3 separate regions of the Homo sapiens genome follow, and regions 2 and 3 are each linked to region 1. A link is an interaction called in ENCODE POLR2A ChIA-PET data of the cell type or tissue named here. Cell type or tissue: GM12878. All regions are shown on one strand. Each heading gives the region's core, and the rest is flanking DNA. Links, peaks and the distances in the headings are about the cores only.

Region 1 (2,500 bases), core at 1-2,500:
ACTGGCTGATGATTTTCTTGGTACTTTAAAGCAACTTATGATTTTAACACACTTCTCTAAAATTACCATCTTAGCTTTGAGAAGAGAGACCATTATCACAATGTCAAGGTTGTAAATCAAGTTTAGTGTTAGAATGTCTACATCTGCTGTCTCCTCGGGGTTCAGCTTAGTACGTCTCCAAGGTCACAGTTGAGTCTACTGAGGGCTCTGTGTTCCTGAGGGAGCAGATCTCGAGGGCCACCAAGGAAGAGTTCCATTGAGTTTAGAATCCCCTGTTCCTTGCCAGTCCAGAGAACTCCCTCTAAAACGACAGTTCAGAGTCAGCCCGGGAGTTAGGTCTCACGAATCTCACCTCGTGTTAGCCGTGCTAGGATCAAGGCTTGCTCTTGAGGTAGAGGAAGTGGTACAAAGCAAATATTTGAATCCTTCCTGGTGGAATTTCCTCACTTGGCAATAAGAATCTGCAACAGGGAACTATAATTTCAGTTTCCTGTTATGACATAGCACAGATGCCTGAGCAAAGAGGGGCAGCCTTTTAGTTGAGGATGTTCAGCTAGGCCAAAGCTCACAGATGCCAGGGTTAGAAGGATGGCCCCCTTCATTCTCCTTAGAATGTAGTTATTCGTTCAATCAACAGATAATGCCTGCTGTGTGCCAAGCACTGATCTAAGCTTTGGGGACACAGTGGTAACACAGTCATAGATGAGGAAACAAACTCCAAAAGGATCAAGACTTATCTAAGATCACAGAGCTATGAAAACCAGAAGTCACTAAGCTCACAACAAAAGACTACACATTTTTTCCTAAGGGCAAATGTTTCATTTTGTTGTTAGTTATAGTGCCTTCAAGTTTACATTATAGATCTTTCTGAGGACATTGTGTAACTTTTAATCACGTCCATATGAGTGGCAAATTTGCCTGTATTTTGTATTAAGAACTACATGTAGGCGGGGCACGGTGGCTCATGCCTGTAATCCCAGCACTTTGGGAGGCTGAGGCGGGTGGATCATGAGGTCAGGAGCTCAAGGCCAGCCTGGCCAAGATGGTGAAACCCCGTCTCTACTAAAAATACAAAAAATTAGCCGGGCGCAGTGGCAGGTGCCTGTAATCCCAGCTACTCAGGAGGCTGAGGCAGGAGAATCGCTTGAACTTGGAGGGTGGAGGTTGCAGTGAGCTGAGATCACGCCACTGCACTCCAGCCTGGGTGACAGAGTGAGACTCTGTCTCAAAAAAAAAAAAAAAGGGAACTACATGTGAATTTCTGGTTATGTGCTATTACAGTTAGATTTATGGTGTATTGCGAATTTATCAGGAAGCAGGCTTAACTTAAACTTCTTTCTCTAGGCTGGGTGTGGTAGCTCATACCCGTAATCCCAGCACTTTGGGAGGCAAGATGGGAGGATTGCTTGAGCCTAGGAATTCGAGACCAGTGCAGGCAACACAGGGAGGCCCCCATCTCTACAAAACCAAAAAATTCACCTGACGTGGTGGTGTGTGCCCATTGTCTCAGCTACTTAGGAGGCTGAGGTTGGGATAATCACTTGAGCCTCAGAGGTTAAGGCTGTGGTGAGCTGTGATTGTGCCATTGAACTGCAGCCTGGACAACAGAGCAAGACTGTCTCAAAAATTAAAAAAGTAAAAAAACATCAACTCCTTTCTCTAGCGTGGACTATCCCTATAATCAGACAGGAGCATCTTTATTAAAGGGATTCTTAAGGTAATGTCAAAAGATAACTGATGGTACTGCAGTTGAGAACTAAGACAGGAAGTATGGTGTCAGAAAAGGCTGTCTCACATCTGGTCCTAGCATTGCCATGTGATCTTGGGTAAGTCATTTAAATTTTCTAGACCAGATTCCTTTTCTGGAAGAACTAAGGGTGTTGGAATAATTTCTGTAAGAGCTCTTCTGGTGGCCGGGCATGGTGGCTCACGCCTGTAATCCCAACACTTTAGGAGGCTGAGGTGGGTGGATCACCTGAGGTCAGGAGTTCGAGACCAGCCTGGCCAACATGGTGAACCCCCATCCCTACTAAAAATACAAAAATTAGTTGGGCGTGGTGGCGGGCACCTGTAATCCCAGATACTCGGGAGGCTGAGGCAGGAGAATCACTTGAACTGCAGGAGGTAGAGGATGCAGTGAGCTGAGATCACGCCACTGCACTCCAGCCTGGGCAACAAGACTGAGACTGTCTCAAAAAAAAAAAAAAAAGAGTGCTTCTGATTCTGTGATTGTAGTATTTCACCAAATTGTTTTCTGTAGTTGGACTATATACTGACAAAATAGCCAGTTTCCTTGGCTTTCTTCTTTAAAATATTGTTGGTATAGCTAGATGAGACTCTACATTTAGTTCTGATGTAAACATGAATTCTTGACGTGAAATATCACATGCTTTTATTTCAGGATTAACCTCCATTTCAGCTAATCATGGGAGAGATTAAAGTCTCTCCTGATTATAACTGGTTTAGAGGTACAGTTCCCCTTAAAAAGGTATGTATGGTT
Region 2 (5,294 bases), core at 1-2,500, 100 kb after region 1:
AATTGTTTTCTAAAGTAGTTGTGCCAATTTTTACTCCCAAAAACTGAGCAAAAGAGAGCTCATGGTCCATATCCTTTGTCCCCTTTGTACTGTCAAAGTGTTTAACTTTTTTTTTTTTGAGACAGATTTTTGCTCTTCTCACCCAGGCTGGAGTGCAATGGCACGATCTCAGCCTACTGCAACCTCTCCCTCCCGGGTTCAAGCTATTCTCCTGCCTCAGCCTCCTGAGTAGCTGGGATTACAGGTGCACACCACCATGCCCGGCTAATTTTTGTATTTTTAGTAAAGACAGGGTTTCACCATGTTGGCCAGGCTGGTCTCAAACTCCTGACCTCAGGTGACCCACCTGCCTCGGCCTCCCAAAGTGCTGGGATTACAGGCGTGAGCCACTGCACCCATCCCAAAGTGTTTAACTTTTGCCAACCAATGGATGTAAAATGATATTCACTATGGGGCTTATCTGCATTTCTCTGAATGTTAAGGAAGTTAAACATGTCTTCATGTTTATTAGCCAGACATGTTTTCTCTTCAGTGAAATGCCTATTCATATCTTTTGTTAATTTTCCTATTATAATTTTTAGCTTTTTGTTAATTGATTTGTAAAGAGTTTGCTCTGTCACGTAGGCAGGAGTACAGTGGTGAGATCATAGCTCACTGTAGCCTCGAACTCTCAGACTCAAGTGATCCTCCTGCCTTACCTTTTCGAGTAGCTAGGACTGCAGGCTCAAACCACCATGCCTGGGTTTGGGGGCTTTTTTTTTTTTTTTTGACACAGGGACTCGCTCTGTCACCCAGGCTGGAGTACGATGGCACAATCATGGCTGAGTGCAGCCTCGACTTTCCGGGCTCAAGTGATCCTCCCTCAGCCTCCCGAGTAGCTGGAACCACAAGCACGTGCCATCACGCCCAGCTAATTTTTGTATTTCTTGTAGAGATGACGTTTTGCTGTGTTACCCAGGCTGGTCTTGAATTCCTGGCTTCAAATGATCCTCCCACTTTGGCCTCCCAAAGTTCTGGGATTACAGGTATAGGCCACTGTGCCTGGCCTAAAGGTTTTAACTTTAACTTTTTGAGTTATTGATCCATCTAGAGTTGATTTTTTGTGGATAGTGTGAGGTAAAGATTTCTTTTTTCTTTTTCGAACGGGTAACCAAATTTCTAACTCTATTTATTGAATAGTCTAGGGCCACTTTTTAAAAATTTTCTGGAGCCAATCTTAACTGGGTCTTGAGGGGACAGGAGGAGGGTCTAGCTGAAATTTGACTGACACAGAATTCCCTATTAGACTGACCAAGGACTACCTGGGTCACATTCAATGAGTCTAGAGACAAAAGTAGTTCCCACCTGCCTCCGAGCTCAGCACTATTTTTATTTATTTATTTGTTTATTTATTTATTTTTTGAGACGGAGTCTCGCTCTGTTGCCCAGGCTGGAGTGCAGTGGCACGATCTCGGCTCACTGCAAGCTCCGCCTCCCAGGTTCACGCCATTCTCCTGCCTCAGCCTCCCAAGTAGCTGGGACTACAGGTACCCATCACCACGCCCGGCTAATTTTTTGTATTTTTAGTAGAGATGGGGTTTCACCATGTTAGCCAGGATGGTCTTGATCTTCTGACCTCATGATCTGCCTGCCTCGGCCTCCCAAAGTGCTGGGATTACAGGCGTGAGCCACCGCGCCCGGCCTATTTATTTGTTTATTTGAGACGGAGTTTCGCTCTTGTTGCCTAGGCTGGAGTGCAATGGCGCGATCTTGGCTCACTATAACCTCTGCCTCCCGGGTTCAAGTGATTCTCCTGCCTCAGCCTCCCAAGTAGCTGGATTACAGGCATGAGCCACCGCGCCTGGCCTGACTATTTTATTAATAGATGTAACTTATGTGTATGGCAAATAATAATAATTCAGATAGTACTGAAAAGTATCCAATTGTTGGTTGGGCGAAGTCACTCACACCTGTAATCTCTGCACTTTGGGAGGCCAAGGTGGGTAGATCGCTTGAGCTCAAGAGTTTAAGACCAGCCTGGGCAACTTTTATAGAGACTCCATCTCTACAAAAAATACAATAAATTAGATGAATGTGGTGGCATTTGCCTATTGTCCCAGCTACTCAGGAGGCTAAGGTGGGAGGATCGATTGAGCCTGGGAAGTGGAGGCTGCAGTGAGCAGTGATGGTGCACTGCACTCCAGCCTGGGCAACAGATACCTTTTCTCAAAGAAAAAAGAAAAGAAGAAAGAAAAGTATCCAATTAAAAATTAAATTATCCTACCTCCAGAACCACTACCCAGAAGTAACTATGTTAATAGTGAATGATTTTTATATCCATGTAGTGTAGGAAACTAAAAAAAAAAAAAAAAAAAAAAAAAAAGTGAATAATTTTTCACTGCTGTGAATCCTCTCCCTGACTGTAAATAACACACTCATGCTCTATTTTTTTATTTAGCATTTCTAGAGTAACTCTAGTTATTCTCTGCTGGAAAAGTTTGTTTCCTTTCATCTACCCCATCTCTCCTCCCTCCTCACCTTATTCCCAATACTCGGTCTTTTAAAAAATAATGTTAGGCCAGGCACAGTGGCTCACGCCTATAATCCCAGCACTTTGGGAGGCCGAGGGTGGGTGGATCACCTGAGGTCAGGTGGATTACAGACGTGAGCCACCGCGCCTGGCCTGACTATTTTATTAATAGATTTAACTTATGTGTATGGCAAATAATAATAATTCAAATAGTACTGAAAAGTATCCAATTGTTGGTTGGGCGAAGTTACTCACACCTGTAATCTCTGCACTTTGGGAGGCCAAGGTGTGTAGATCGCTGGTTCAAGACCAGCCTGGTCAACATGGCGAAACCCAGTCTCTACTAAAAACACAAAAATTAGCCGGGCGTGGTGACACGCACCTGTAATCCCAGCTACTTGGGAGCCTGAGGCAGGAGACTCGCTTGAACCCGGGAGGCGGAGGTTGCAGTGAGCCGAGACTGCGCCACTGCACTCCAGCCTGGGCAACAGAGTGAGACTCTGTCTCAAAAATAATGATAATAATAATGTTAAATGTTCTGCCAAATCCTGAAGCTGCTGCCACAGCTGTATTTCAGGAAGCCCAGCCTGTGAGGATGCCGTCCCCCCTCCGCAGGAAGACGTCAGACAGGACACTTTCCATCACCCTGCTTCCTGATTCCAGGCATCGATGCTGAGCTGGACAGAAGGAAAACAGCCTTTTGGTGTCTGAGACAACAGCACAAATGACAGGACTGGCCTTCTTTCCTGAATGGGAAGAGGGTGGGGAGAAGAATGCTGCAGTGACCCGAGCTTGTTGATGCCCTGCCACAGGCACCCCAGGTGGCCTTGGGCAAGTCCCTTCTCTTGCCTCTCCACCTGTAAAGTGTAGGTTACTGGGGTCCCTTCACCTTAGACTTTCTTTGGTCAGAGCTACAGAAAGAGGTGGCTGTAGGGAGGACTTTCTGAAAAAGAGTAAAAAGGCTCTCCTTGCTCAGGAGGCTGAGGTAGGAGAATCGCTTGAACCTGGGAGGCCGAGGTTGCAGTGAGCCAAGATCGCAACGTTGTGCTCCAGCCTGGGCAACAAGAGCAAAACTCCATCTCAAAAAAAAAAAAAAGAAAGAAAGAAAGAAAGGAAAAGGCTCTTCTGAGAGACAGAGTGATGATACAATGATAGTAACAGCCACTGCTTCCTGAGGGCCTCCCGTGGGTACTGGGTGGGCATCGTCCAGGTGCCACGCATGCGTGATCCTATTTAATCTCCAAGCTCTCAGGTGGGCACAATTCTCCTCGTTTAACTGATGAGGTAACTGAAGAGCAGAAGTTAGGCGACTTGTCAAAGCTCACAGAGCTGAAAGGTCTGTGCCACATATCTGGTCCCATCTGCCACCTAGTCTTGTTGAATATCTTGTATATTTCAAAATGCTGAAAAACTCCGGGGTCCCTCTGGCCCTCCAGAAACAAATTGGAAGATACTTCCTGAGTTCATGGAACCCTGCCTCCCAGATCCACTGTAGAGACTGACCTTGGCCCAAGCCTGAGGGGTGATTTTGAGACAAATTCCTCTCAAGGGGAACCTTTTCACAGAGAAAAGAAGAGGGCTGTTTAGTCTGAGGAGACTTTTGCTCACCCATAGCAGGCACCCCAAATGTTCAGAATGACTTGGGATCTATTCTTCTCCCCTGGCCTTCCCCAGAGACAGAGCTGTTTGCACTCTCCTCATCCCACTGACCAGCACACTCTCACCCACACCACACCCTGGGCACTCTGGGGACCCACAGGCCTCAGCCTCAGCATGGCCTGGCGCTGGCCACAGCTGGGGCAGGGCTGCTTCCCTTCAGACCCAAGGCCACAGGCTGGAAGGAAATGGAGGTGGGAGGGGCCCAGAAAAGCTGACTAGGCTGGAAGGCTGGTTGGGAGGGAGGAAGCACAGAAAGGCCAGCCCAGCAATTTGGGCAAAGCTGGCAAGGCTGCCTTGGCATCTCTGCGGATTCAAGGCCACAAGGGCCTCACCTTGGCCACCCAGCCCCGGCTTGTGGCCAGGAGGCTGAGGAGAAGTCCTGATTGGGTCACACTCTGAGGGACTGAATCAGAACTTGGCCCTGGCTACCAAGACTATTGGACTCTTTCCCCTACCTGCAGCTCAGGGGTGTGGCTAGTGGGCAAAGAAATGCATATATATATGTTTGTTTGTTTTGAGACAGAGTCTCGCTTTGTTGCCCAGGCTGGAATGCGTTGGCATGATCATAGCCCACTGTAACCTGGGACTTATGGGCTCAAGGGATCCTCTCACTTCAGTGTCCTGAGAAGCTAGAACTACAGGTGCATGCCACTGCACCTGGCTAATTATTTTGTAATATTTTGTAGTGACAGGGTCTTGCTACATTGCCCAGGCTGGTCTCAAACTCCTGGCCTCAGGTGCTCCTCCTGCCTCGGCCTCCTGAAGTGCTGGGATTACAGGCATGAGCCACGGAGCTCAGCCCGCCTCTATCTTAAGCCTCTTCCTTGAGGCTCCAACCTGGGTCTCTGCTTCAGAATTCAACATCAAGAAATGAATAAAACAAGGGCCCAGCCTGAGCAAAATAGTGAGACCCTATTCCTACAAAAAATAAAAATAGTTTTTAAAACAGAAATGAATAAAACAAAAAGACACAAACAAAACAAAGCCTCTTTGAGGACAAGAGCCCCACTAAGCTGGGACAAATCTGATAAAACCCCAGAGCCTAGGTCTGGGCTGCTGCTGAACTCTCCTGACATTATGGTCTGCCAGGGACAGGTGTCTTTGCACATCTACGGTGACTAGTCCA
Region 3 (5,780 bases), core at 2,142-4,641, 54 kb after region 1:
CCTCCTGCGTGGATGAGGACCCGAGACACATCCTCCGAGCCACTGAGGGCTGCATAGTGAAGGCAGCTTAGGTTTTTCTAGAAGGAAACAGGCATCAATGCGTTATCACAAGGACCCCTCCTACTGAGGTTTGCAAAGCTCTTCGAGATTCATTTTTCCATTTGAGTGTCACAACACCCCTGGGAGTATTATCCCCATTTAACTGAGGCTGGAAAAATCAATGACTTTCCCAGGTCTCATGACCAGTAAAAGGAACTCATTATGGTCTCAGTCTTTTCCTCACCTCCTATCACAAACTCAAGAATTCAGACCAAAGCCTGCCCAATTCTATGGCTGGTAAAGACATGCAGATGATAGACTTTTTTTTTTCCCGAGACAGAGTCTCACTCTGTCACCCAAGCTGGAGTACATGGCACAATCTCGGCTCACTGCAACCTCCACCTCCCAGGTTGAAGTAATTCTCCTGCCTCAGCCTCCCGAGTAGCTGGGATTACAGGTGCCTGCCACTACGCCCAGCTAATTTTTGTATTTTTAGTAGAGACGGGGTTTCACCATGTTGGCCAGGCTGGTCTTGAACTCCTGATCTTGTGATCCACCCGTCTCAGCCTCCCAAAGTGCTGGGATTACAGGCGTGAGCCACCGCACCTGGCCAGGAGGTGGTTTTTAAAGAGGAAGACAAATAAGATTTGCCAATACAGAGCAAACTCCACCCAGCATGCACTGCCCAGCACAAGCTGGTCTTGGTGCCTCCAAACAGGATCCTGGCTGGGCTAGAATGGAGGCTTGATCTTGGTGGGCCTCAAAGGGCTCTCTTTCAGTCAGTGCCCAACCTGGCCCAGTGATCACCTTGCACAAGGCACACACCAGGCAGGCCCCACTAGGGTGACCCACCACTGTCTCAGTTTGCCCAGGATTGAGGAGTTCTTGAGATGTGGGACTTTCCATTTTAAAATCAGGACAGTATGGGGCAAACCAGGACTAGCTAGCCACCCTGCTAAAGTCCCAGCTGAGCGAGTACCTGGGGTGTGTGGGACTCAGTCCATCTCCCAGTGGGAAATGCAGTCACCGTGGGCTTGGCACCTCCTCCGAGACCCTGTGGCATGACATTCTGAGAGGGGTGGGAGTGTTGAAATGGAACGTGGCCTCTGCCAGAAACCACAAGCTGAGGTTGGAGCAAAAGGCCTGGCGTGATGAGCAGCTCCAGCCCCCCACCCAATGGCCACCCAGCTGGGTGCAACCTTCCCAGTCTTTTTTTTTTTTTCTTGAGACAGGGTCTCAATCTGTCACCCAGGCTGGAGTACAGTGGTGCAATCATAGCTCACTGCAGCCTCAAACTCCTGGGCTCAAGCAATATTCCAGCTTTGGCCTCCCAAAGTGCTGTGTTACAGGCATGAGCCACCTTGCCCAGCCTACTTTTCTTTTCAAAGCCAGTCAAATTAAGCAGTGGGGAAATAAATATTTTTTAGCATAACATTTTAATTCTCTGTTTTTGAACTGCCTGTGTGTTTTTGCTATTATTATTTATATTGTATTATTTATTATTAATATTTTTGCTATACTATTGACATTTAGAACAAAGCAAGAATTCCAGAACCTGAAGCCATTCAACCAGCCAGAAAGGTTATTTGTCACTGATTCAAAAATAAAAAGCAAACCCAAAACACCAACTCACTACCTAAAGAAAGGCCACAACCCCGCTTTCCAGGTCATAGAGGAGAATTTTTACTGGCAGAACTGATGAGTACAACGGGGAGAGAGAGAAGAGGTTCATCCAGGGTCACACCTCAAGCCCCAGCTCTGTCAGGGGAAAAGCTTCATCAGTGGGTGGGAGCTCTGGAGTCAGGGGAAAAGGCTTTTGAGACTCAGCTTTGCCTCGTACTAGCTTGTGACCCTGAGAAAGTGCCCTCAAAGCTCCAGTTTTCTCATCTGCAAAATGGGTGGAATTTTTCTGGGGTAACAGTTATGAAGGGGCTTTGTGAACGATCAAGAGCTCAACAAATAGAAGACACTAACAGGGCCAGGTGCAATGGCTATCCCGCCTATAATCCCAACACTTTGGAAGGCTGAGGCAGGTGGATCACTTGAGGTCAGGAGTTCAAGACCAGCCTGGCCAACATGGTGAAACCCTGTCTCTACCCAAAAAATACAAAAATGAGCCGGGGGTAGTGGCACACACCTGTAGTCCCAGCCTCTTGGGAGGCTGAGTCAGGAAAACTGCTTGAACCCAGGAGGCGGAGGTTACAGTGAGCCAAGATCGCACCATTGCACTTCAGCCTGGGCGACAGAGTAAGACCCATCTCAAAAAAATTAAAACAAAAAAACACTAACAGGTATTGAGGTGTTGGGCCCTATTATGTCCTGGGCACTGTGTTAGGTATTTAATCCTCACAACAATGTAAAAAAGTAAATGTCACTGCACTTTATAGTTGGGAAACAAGGCTCAGAGAGGTTAAGTAACTTGCTCCAGGTCACAGGGCTCAGCAGTGGAGAAGCCAAGATCAGAACCTTGTCTGCTGCCTCGAAGCCTCTATTCACTCAGGGTTCAGGAATCCCTGTGGCCGTTACTGCCGACATGGCTATGGCTCAGCAGCCAAGAGCCGACCGCAGTCTTGGGAGGGCCTGGCTACCTGGGTGAGGGCATTCACGGTGCTCCCAGCCCTGAGGAGGAGCTGCACACAGTCAGGGTGGGATCCTCCAGCAGCCGAATGCAGGGCAGTCAGACCTTCCTGCAACACACAAGAAGAGCAATGAGGATGGTGGGGAGGCCCACCCCCAAGTGACCCCCAATCCCACGGTGAGAGGATGCCCCTTGTGCCTTGGCCCCAGGACCCCTTGAGCTCTCCACTGCCCTGCCCCTGGGAACAATGAACTTTCTTGTTTGTGATTCCATGAGCCCCACCCCTGAAGTCCTCACTTTATGGAGCACACACATGGCATAGTCACTCCTGGCTCCACATCTCTGCTCATGTTCTGCCCCGGTCAGGCTGTCTCAGCCCCTCCCCTCTATTTCCTTCTCCTCCAGCAAGCCCTCCCTCACCATCCTGTCCACGGTGACGTCTCCCTTCTTTGAACACACACTTTCTGTCTCACTTCTGGGGTGAGGCATCATGCCAAGTACTACCATTAAGCCTGGAGTTCAGTGCTGCTGCTTGTCTTTCCCTGGTGGGCTCTCAGTTCGAGATCATGCCCTCAGCCTTCTGGCTTTAGACTTCACCATGGACTGGTGGGGGTTCCTCGAAGGCAGAGAGCAAGCAAGGGTCATGCATCTCGCCATCCCCAGGCGGTGACTCACCGCATTCTGCTCCTCCAGGTCCAGCCCGATGTCCACAAGTCGCTGCAGCACAGCCATATGGCCCCGACCAGCAGCCAGATGAAGGGCAGTGTTCCCCTCCTGCAGGAAAAAGGGCTCCTGAGAGGCCAGCAGACCAGAGAGTCCCAGAATCACAGACCTGTGATGAGCTGCAGCCATGCACACTGGGTCAGTGCCACCCTGCTCCTGACAACTGGGCCAAAAACTATAACCAGGGGCAGATTCAAGGGCCAAGCCCTGGTCTTTCTTTCCTTATACTTCAAGGCAGGCACATTGCTTAAAAATTAAACAAATCCAATTCTACTTTCCACGTGCCCATCTGAAGCCGGTCCCTCCTCATGTCCCCCAGATCCATCTCCTCTCACGGCTCAAGGCCCCAGCAACTCTCCCCTGCGCTCAGGCTGTTCCAGGCAGCTGCTTGGCTCAGTCACCTGCCTCCCTCAAGTCTTTGTGTGAGACGTTAGTTTCTCATTGAGTAGCATGGCCTGCCCGGGCCACACTGAAACTACAACCCCCACCTCTGTCCTCCTGAGACTATTTTTGGGTCCTGCTTTTCCTTTCCCCACTGCACAGATCACCTGCTAACACACTCTGTCACTGGCTGAGTGCTTAGTATTTATTGTCTGACTTTTTTTTTTTTTTTAATTTTACTTTAAGTTCTGGGATACGTGTGCAGAATGTGCAGGTTTGTTACATCGGTAAACGTGTGCATTGGTGGTTTGCTGCACCCATCAACCCGTCACCTAGGTATTAAGCACTGCATGCATTAGCTATTTGCCCTGATGCTCTCCCTAACTTTGCCCCCCTTCAACAGGCCCTGGTGTGTGTTGTCCCCCTCCCTGTGTCCATGTGGTTCTCATTGTTCAGCTCCCACTTATGAGGGAGACCATGCAGTGTTTGGTTTTCTGTTCCTGTGTTAGTTTGCTGAGGATGATGGTTCCTGGCTTCATCCATGTCCCTGCAAAGGACATGATCTCATTCCTTTTTATGGCTGCATAGTATTCCATGGTGTGTATGTGCCACATTTTCTTTATCCAGTCTATCATTGATGGGCATTTGGGTTGGTTCCATGTGTCTGACCCTTCTTGCTGGAACATAAGCACCACAGGGGCATCTATTTTGTTCTCTGAAGTTTCCTTAAGTGCCTAGAATAGGGCCGGGGGTACATGGCCAACACTCAGTAGATATTTGTTCAATGAGTCAATAATGTAGGAGGGTCTTCAGGTGATCATGTGGAGAGCTTGACATGTGTCCCTGGGACTTGAGGGCCAGAGGACTGGTAGTTGCTTTGCACTTGGAAAGTCTAAAGGTGACAGTGACATAGCCAAGAGAAGCAGCTGCATGGGGCAGGGCAGAGGGCGCAACGTACTTTGTATCAGAAGTGGCCCCTGCTGAGGTCAGCCTGCGTGGGGTTGTCCTTTAAAGGGATCTCCCTGCTGGGCATGGTACCTCACACCTGTAATCCCAGCACTTTGGGAGGCTGAGGTGGGCAGATAGCTTGAGCCCAGGAATTCCAGCCTGGGCAATATAGTAAGACTCCGTCTCTACAAAAGATACAAAAATTAGCCAGATGTGGTGGTGCGTGCCTGTAGTTCCAGATACTGGAAAGACTGAGGCAGGAGGATTGCTTGAGCATGGGAAGTTGAGGCTGCAATGAGCTGTGATTACGCCACTACACTCCAGCCTGGGCAACAGAGTAAGATCTTGTCTCAAAAAAAAATTGAATTCAGCTAAAAATAATAAAATTTTAAAATAATTTTAAAAAGCCCTCAACAGCTTTGTTTTTCTCTCCTTGCCAGCTTCTCTGCAGCCTATAGCCTGCAGGCTGGCTGCTGCGAGCCAGGACAAGCGGTGGGAAATGCAATCACAGCGTGAAATCTCTGTGTTCAGAGACACGCAGGAAGCAGGTGAACCATGAAGGGCCAACACATGCCCCCAGTTAGCAGGGTGTAGAGACCGTGGCAGGGCTTTCTTCTTCCTTCTGGGTTATAAATATCCATGTCCTGCCATTTGAAGCTGCAAGTGGCACACATGGATGCCTGACAGGCGCTCGCACTTTCCTGGGCAGGGCAGGGGGCTCAGAGGCAGGACAGCTGGGCAGAAGGCAGCCTTGGCGTGGGCCCGGGGCCCTCTCCCCTCCACCTTGGGGATGTCCAGCATCTCCACTTCTGTGAGGCCTTGACAGCAACTTTGCCCTTCCAAGTGGAGTTAATAGCTCTCTCTGGACTCTCAAAGCCTCCCTAGCATTCTAGAGTACACGTGGAGTGACCTGTGTTGTCATTGACTCTAAGAGGTCTATCCCCCTTATCAGGCATTGAAAAACTTACCGTGCCCCACTCCCAGATGAAACTGAAAATGAAAACACTCCCATTGTGAAAACACAAAACTTAACAGGGGTATGCAATTTTAAAAGCTTCTTTGCAGAATTTCTGATTGCAAGATTCTGGAGAAGTTCATCAAAGCTGTATTT

Evidence for each region. ChIA-PET counts read pairs that join two places held together with the same protein. Peaks named below come from ENCODE experiments on the same cell type or tissue, not always from the same donor. Only the 100,000 strongest peaks of a DNase experiment are listed, where the experiment ranks them.
Region 2: POLR2A ChIA-PET joins it to region 1 with 6 read pairs; 11 of 35 experiments call an interaction of 5 or more read pairs at or near these places.
Region 3: POLR2A ChIA-PET joins it to region 1 with 5 read pairs; 7 of 35 experiments call an interaction of 5 or more read pairs at or near these places.

What each region holds. Positions count from the first base shown.
Region 1 is chr15:64,983,495-64,985,994 of GRCh38, reverse strand. SPG21 (SPG21 abhydrolase domain containing, maspardin) reads left to right here. Exons shown (of 9, transcript NM_016630.7): 2 at 2,402-2,488. The coding sequence starts at 2,426. Among named protein-coding and RNA genes, the nearest start is that of SPG21, 5.2 kb to the left of the region's middle. In GM12878, for the core only: no CTCF peak of the experiment used is centred there; no DNase peak of the experiment used is centred there; H3K4me3 peaks cover 927 bases; H3K27ac peaks cover 776 bases.
Region 2 is chr15:64,876,754-64,882,047 of GRCh38, reverse strand. No RefSeq gene overlaps it. Among named protein-coding and RNA genes, the nearest start is that of ANKDD1A, 33 kb to the left of the region's middle. In GM12878, for the core only: no CTCF peak of the experiment used is centred there; no DNase peak of the experiment used is centred there.
Region 3 is chr15:64,928,433-64,934,212 of GRCh38, reverse strand. ANKDD1A (ankyrin repeat and death domain containing 1A) reads right to left here. Exons shown (of 15, transcript NM_182703.6): 7 at 3,293-3,391; 8 at 2,628-2,726; 9 at 1-77. Among named protein-coding and RNA genes, the nearest start is that of ANKDD1A, 19 kb to the right of the region's middle. RefSeq lists enhancers at 2,183-3,060, 3,300-3,399 and a silencer at 3,148-3,442. In GM12878, for the core only: no CTCF peak of the experiment used is centred there; DNase peaks (open chromatin) are centred at 3,082 and 3,792; H3K4me3 peaks cover 816 bases; H3K27ac peaks cover 1,576 bases.